Regions from separate parts of the Homo sapiens genome. Here region 1 is linked to region 2. The links are chromatin contacts, found by Hi-C or POLR2A ChIA-PET in ENCODE. All regions are on one chromosome and are shown on one strand. Each heading gives the region's core, a stretch centred on a gene start or an enhancer-like site at or near the end of the contact. The rest is flanking DNA. Distances are from core to core; before and after follow the strand shown.

Region 1 (3,330 bases), core at 90-2,589, 540 kb before region 2:
CCTAACTCACCTCTTAACATATACAGCCTTTCCTCTCCACCATTTAGTTTGCTTTAGATGTTTTTTTTTCTTATTAAGAACACCACTGCTCCAATAATGATGAACTGATTTCCAAATGTCAAAGACTAATCCAACACAGAAATATCAAAGCAAAGACTGCAGATAAGCAACATGGCTTCCTCGTGATGTTTGCTGTGCTTCTAGAAAACAACTTTTCTCATGAGTCTTTTAAATCATGTTTTATCTTTACAATAATGAGTACTCTTGCCTTCTTTGAGAACATCCTCACCTCTCCCAGAGAAGTAGCATCAGCAAATTGATGGGCTGAGACTTATTTCTCCTGGGGTGACCTGCCAATAGCAGAATCATTAGCACAGTCCCCTCTAAAGCACTACTTTTTTTCAATATTCTTTTAAAATTCTCCAGCCAAAAATGATGGGAATCATGATTATTCCTGGCCACTGCCATCTCTAAAGTGGAGTTACTCTTCTTTCTATACCCAGCCATATAAAATTAAGACAATCCACTGAAATATAATTACTCATGTTTTGAAAAATAAACAGCTAAAGTAAAGCTACAGCAGTTTTAGTAATGTGCTGTTTTATTTTAGGTGATGGGAAAACCAAAAGTTATACAACTATTTATGAGGTTCAATGATGAAAGTAACACATTATTTAAAAAATTAATCTGAGTAATCATGATAGTATGGAATTTAAAATTAGAGGCAGGGTGAGGTGGCTCACGCTTGTTATCCCAGCACTTCGGGAGGCCGAGGTGGGCAGATCACTTGAGGTCAGGAGTTTGAGACCAGCCTGGCCAACATGGCCAAACCATGTCTTTACTAAAAATATAAAAATTAGCTGTGCATGGTGGCACTCACCTGTAATCTCAGCTACTCGGGAGGCTAAGGCAGGAGAATCATTTGAACTCTGGCAGTGGAGGTTGCAGTGAGCTGAGATCACGCCACTGCACTCCAGCCTGGGTGACAGAGCAAGATTCTGTCTCAAAAAAAAAAAAAAAAAGAAAGAAAGAAAAAGAAAAGAAACGAATTTAGAATTTAGAATCAGAAGACTTTAATTCCTGGTTCTTCCAGTGATCAGCTGTGTGACATTGGACAAGTTAGTTCCGTAAACCTCAATGTGCAACGTTGGGCTAATGAAGTAGCTACCTGATAAGATTGAAATAGATATTAAAAAATAATAAATAGGCATTCCATATATCATAGCTCAGGCTGCCATACAAAATATCATAGACAGGGTGACTTAAACAACAAAAATGTATTTCTCACAGTTCTGTAAGCTGGAAGTCCAAGATCAAGGTGGCCACAAGGTGGTTTCATTCCGAGACCAATTCTCTTGGCCAGCAGATGGCAGCCTTCTCGCTGTGGGCTCACATGGCCTCTTATATGCCTGTGGGGAAAGAGAGAGGGCTCTCCAGTGTCTCTTGGTGTAAGGATACTGTATCTATCCAGAGCCCCACCCTTCTGACCTCATTTAACCTTATTTACCTCCTTATAGGCCCTATCTTCAATTATAGTCACAGTTGGGGGTTAAGACTTCAACATATCAATTTGGGGGAGACACAGTTCAGTCTGTAATACCTAGGTAATATTAGTATCAGATATTTTAAGGCAGCCACAGGACTGGGCGCAGTGGCCTGTAATCCCAGCACTTTGGGAGGCCGAGGCGGGCAGATCACCTGAGGTAGGGAGCTCAAGACCAGCCTGACCAACACGGAGAAACCCCGTCTCTACTAAAAATACAAAATTAGCCAGGCGTGGTGGCGCATGCCTGTAATCTCAGCTACTAGGGAGGCAGAGGCAGGAGAATCGCTTGAACCCGGGAGGTAGAGGTTGTGGTGAGCTGAGATTGTGCCATTGCACTCCAGCCTGGACAACAAGAGCAAAACTCCATTTCAAAAAAAAAAAAAAAAAGGCAGCCACAGTACTTCTTCCATGCGTGTTTGTTGTTTTTTATTGGCCTGACAGAAAAACCCATGAGAAATAAAAATGAAATGCTAAGCTCCTCAACTCACTGAATGGACCCCCTCTTGGTCCAGGGGACCCCAGAGTAACCTTGGAAACTGAGTTCTTGACCATGATGGAATGGGGTCAGACACACCTCAATGTGCCCTTCCCCTGCTGGCCACCATTAAGCTTTCTTCCCTAAGAGCAAAACAGAAACCAGTCTTTCAAATGATTCCACCGCTATTGACCAACCTGACACTGCCCACCCCTCCTTTTTGCCTGATAAGAGACCACGGACCATGGAGTCTACAAGGAATGTGCAGTTGGAATTTTTGTGTCCTCTGGTTCACCTTTTGAAGTCAGAAGGCCAAACACTCCACTCTCCGATCATGCTAACATGGCCATTTTCTGAACATGGATCCCTTGGAGAAGCAGGAAGCTTTATTGCTCATGCACATGTTTCCTCTTTCACAAAGATTCATGACTTCTCCTGTAGCTTATTAAACACATATATTCAGCCACTTCGTTCAGCATATATTCCTGTTCCTGTTGCCCCTCCCTCAAAATGTCTGTTTCTGGCTTCCCACCCTGTCAGATGGCCACCCTGCAGGCTGCAACCCTTTCCAAATTTATAAGCCTTGTCATTCTTCAGTTGACAACCATAATCCCTATGGCATAACTTGCACTGCATGAAAATTATATTGATAGGTGTAACCAAAATAAATAACTTTATTAAGTTATGTAATTAGAGGTATGTGGAATTTTTCACTCTGCTTTCTCATGAAACAAAGCATAATCATTTCAACGCTCCTACAAAATAGTTACAATCACCACTGTCATGTCTTAATGTTTTACAGTTGGAATAGTAAAAACTATGTCCCTGTAATATACTAAAAAGTTTTAAGTGCTTACCTAAGAATATCCTTTAATGAAAGATGTTTGTTCAGGTTTCTGCCTCAGCCTCTGAGTAGCTGGGATTAGAGGCACCCGCCACCACGCCCGCCTAATTTTTGTATTTTTAGTAGAGACGAGGTTTCACCATGTTGGCCATGCTAATCTCAAACTCCTGACCTCAGGTGATCTGCCTACCTCGGCCTCCCAAAGTGCTGGGATTACAGGTATGAGCCACTGTACCTGGCCCATTGTACCATTTTCTTACTATGAAGATGTTTATTTTTATTTGAACTTCCTGGGCAATAAAAATAATGTTACAGTTTTAAACACTGCTATATATATTTATATATTATACTTTTTGAAAAGGCAATGAATGACAGATCACATCAGTTTATACTTTTACCATATGAGCTGCCATTTCCTGATACCCTCACAAATACTGGTCATTATTGTTCCTTTTTACTCTCTGC
Region 2 (3,719 bases), core at 363-2,862:
GATTGACTTCTCTACTTTATGCCAAGCATGGTTCTAGGTGCTAAGTACAGAGCAGTGTAAAATGGTCTAGCTATACAGAGGCTTGGGTTTACGAAGCTGACAGTAAAATGACTCAGGGTTTTGTGAAGTGGGTGAAGGATTTTGCAGAGCTGCTCAAACTGCATATGCAGAACTGTTGACCAGTGAGGATGGTGAGGAGGACAGGTCAGTAGCCAGGGAGGCGCTAGTGGGCAGGGGCAGTGGCATGATGTGAAGATGTACCCAGCAATGTTTGGGGTACCCAGGACATGAGCAGTGGTTGGAAAAGTGATGAAGCACTGAAATAATTTCCAAGGATGATTTGTGGTCAAGCCAGAGAAGCCACATACAAAATAGAGAATATTTAATCATGATATCCTGCAATAAAAATCATGGGAAAACAACACAGTCTATTCAATGTTTATTCTAAGTATTAATACGTAGCTACATATAAGTATAAGCTGGTTTTCATTATTTGTATTTGTTTTATTGAAATCAAATTTTTTTCTTCCCAATTAACTACGACATTTTGGTCTGTTTCACGTGAATCCACTTTCCAATTCCAAGTTCATCAGGATCCCACGGTTCTCTTGTTTGTGTGGGCTCTTTCTGGCAGTTCTTTTCAAGGTCATTTTGAGCTGCCTTCCACTGAGCTTTGCAGGAAGAGCCTGTGGTCTGAGAAGCCACAAGCAATATCTGAGGCAAGGCAGGTTTGGCCGACCTCGTAATAGGTCTTGATTTTCATCTAACACCAATCAGTTACTCTGTTTGTCAGGAAAGGTTAATCAGGGGCTACTCTGAGCTTCTGAACCACCTGGCTCTAGGGTTGGGAACCACTTCTTTCACCTCCAGGCTGAGTCTATTGAGAGGCGGGTCTAGGTCCTCACATGGAGCCTCTGCTGTAACCTCCCTGCACTTTGCTCCCCAAAGACAGCTGCATCCCCTCTAGGATTTTCCCCATTGCTTCCTGCATTGTCCTTTGTGAAAATGCAGACACGGCTATGAGTAGACCCCTGTTTCTACCTGAGTCGGCAGGTTCACGGGGGCCTGACAGCATGGTTTTGGTTAGATAGGCAGACAAAGGAAACTCCTGAGATTGGACGGGGCGGCATCCAGAGAGAAGAAGAAGAAAAACACAAAACAGTTGTGCGTGTGAGCACTGAGGACACGCATTCACGCTGCCTCTTACTTCCCAGGGACCAGAAGGGCTCACATGAAAGTCGATTTCTCCTCCTTTTTTTCATTTCTTTTATGTTCTTTCATTTCTCCACATGGTGTGCTAGCATCTGATTTTATGTTGTCACGCATTTCCTTCTTTTCTCACGTCTTCCTTTCCCTGTTTTAATTTTTATTTTAATTTTCCTTTTGTTTCTTTTAAGCTTTTATTTCCTTTTTTCCCTTTTTTAATGAATTTTCTTCCTTTGCTTTTCTTTCTTCCCCTTTTCTTGTGTTGCTTTATTACTTAGAGACGAAATGTTTTCCGGGTGTGTGTTATGTGGGTAAAGTGCTACCTTTGGTAAACGGTTGTACAGAGGAGAAAGCTGGAGTGCTGTGGTTTTCTTTTTACAACATTTTGACACATGGAACCGCATGCTGAAGATGAGAAGCTAGTTTTTGGTGCGGCTGAAACTATCGTAGCCATGATATTCTAGTTCAATAGATGGCAAATCTTACTGCACTTTAGACTTGCTTTCATTCTCTCTTTCGAAATGTGACATCTCTTTTGTTTCTCTGTCTCCTTTCCTTCCTTTTTTCTTCCTCCCTCCTTTTTTCTTTTTCTCTCTTCTTTTTCTCCTTCCCTCCTTCCTTTCTCTCTTTCTCTATTTCTTTTTTCTTTTGTTTGTATGCCAAGACAATGGCTCCTGGGCCAGTCCTGAGTGAAACTGTCACATAGTTGAAGTGACAGATGACTTCCCACTTTTTGCATTTCTCCCTTAGTGCCAGAGAGTTTTGTGACATCATTACTGCCCAGGCCTCACTCTACTGAAATAGCAGGTCAGGATTTGTTGGCATTAGTGATGCCATCAGAAGAAAGAAGGTGTTCATCACTAATAAATAGATCCACTTGTTACCTTGCTGGGTTATCTTAATTTTAAGAAAGAGTTACCACAGTTTATTCTTTAGATCGGGTTCCCAAACTTTTTGGTCTCAAGACCCCTTTATGCTATTTTAAAAATTACTGAAGGCCCTCAGGGAGTGTTTGTTTATGTACGCTATATCTGTCATGTTTACTGTATTAGAAATCAATATTGAGCAAAATTTAAAACACAAGAATTTTCAAGCATGCATACCACTAGCTGGCAGAGCCTCTGGAAATATCTACTGTATACCTGTGAGAGAACTGGAGTGAAGAGGGGGAATTTCCTCTCAATATCACTAGGAAAATAGATTTGAACTGGCATATCCCCTAAAGGGACACAGAGATGCCCAGGGCCCCCAAACACACTCTAAGGACCATGGACTTAGATATTTAGTGACAATTACTGAGTACTTTATGGTAGGAATTCCAGAAATGGTGTGAGGAAGGTGGGAGAATACTGGACTTTCATGGTATCAAGAATTGATACCACATGTGGGGCCCTACTCTACCCATGTGTAAGACAACCCTGTATATCTGAAGAATGAGATCATGTGTATATTCAGTGAGAATGATTTGGTATCTTTTTCATAACTGTCAGAATCTTAGCCAGAATGATTATAACCTGAACATTTGATACTGTAGGTCAGTGTCAGAGACACCAGCCCAGCATTATTGCCTAACAGTCTCTTTGTAAAATTCAGCCTCTTGATATGATACCAAGAAAAGCACCAGGGGTTTTGGCTGTGTTTCTCACTACATGGTTAACCAAGTAACACTTATGGAACTATGTGTGAACAATCATATCCTCTTTTCTATTTATCTCCCGGACTTAAAAACAAAAAACAAAAAACAAAAAAAACCCTTTCTCTTACAAGAATGTGTCATTCACAACTGGGTGCGGTGGCTCATGCCTGTAATCCCAGCACTTTGGGAGGCCGAGGTGGGCGGATCACAAGGTCAGGAGATTGAGACCATCCTGGCTAACACGGTGAAAGCCCGTCTCTACTAAAAATACAAAAAATTAGCCGGGCGCGGTGGCGGGCGCCTATAGTCCCAGCTACTCAGGAGGCTGAGGCAGGAGAATGGCGTGAACCTGGGAGGTGGAGGTTGCATTGAGCCGAGATCACACCACTGCACTCTAGTCTGGGTGACAGAGCAAGACTCCGTCTCAGGAAAAAAAAAAAAAAAGTAGTATAAAGAGGTCATTCACAACGGAAGAACTGTGTTAGGTAACATCACCAATTATTTTTATGATTAAGTATCTTCCAGTTGGGTGTCCCAAAATTTGACAACCTGTATCTAATCATTTGCTTCTTCTTTTCAGATAGTTTTGAGGCAGCTGTGCCATCAAATAGCCACATTGTTTCGGAACCTGGAAAGAATGTCACACTCACTTGTCAGCCTCAGATGACGTGGCCTGTGCAGGCAGTGAGGTGGGAAAAGATCCAGCCCCGTCAGATCGACCTCTTAACTTACTGCAACTTGGTCCATGGCAGAAATTTCACCTCCAAGTTCCCAAGACAAATAGTGAGCAACTGCAGCCACGGAAGGTGGAGCGTCATCGTCATCCCCGATGTCACAGTCTCAGACTCGGGGCTTTACCGCTGCTACTTGCAGGCCA

What was found. A loop is a pair of places that touch in the nucleus more often than their neighbours do. ChIA-PET counts read pairs that join two places held with the same protein, here RNA polymerase II (POLR2A). Pooled maps may share reads with other maps.
Region 1: a pooled map shows a loop between it and region 2 (2.4-fold over the local background). The contact joins two enhancer-like sites. A Hi-C loop is called at or near these places in 2 of 37 single-sample maps with no recorded cell type and 3 of 50 pooled maps. POLR2A ChIA-PET finds 5 or more read pairs at or near these places in 1 of 52 experiments (WTC11).

The regions. Positions count from the first base shown.
Region 1 is chr18:70,432,119-70,435,448 of GRCh38, reverse strand. No RefSeq gene overlaps it. Among named protein-coding and RNA genes, the nearest start is that of LINC01910, 49 kb to the right of the region's middle. Within about 2 kb of position 1,339, at least 2 of the 41 ENCODE cell types and tissues checked have a DNase peak (open chromatin) inside an H3K27ac peak, as active enhancers do.
Region 2 is chr18:69,895,749-69,899,467 of GRCh38, reverse strand. CD226 (CD226 molecule) reads left to right here. Exons shown (of 6, transcript NM_001303618.2): 3 at 3,423-3,719. Among named protein-coding and RNA genes, the nearest start is that of CD226, 50 kb to the left of the region's middle. Within about 2 kb of position 1,612, at least 4 of the 41 ENCODE cell types and tissues checked have a DNase peak (open chromatin) inside an H3K27ac peak, as active enhancers do.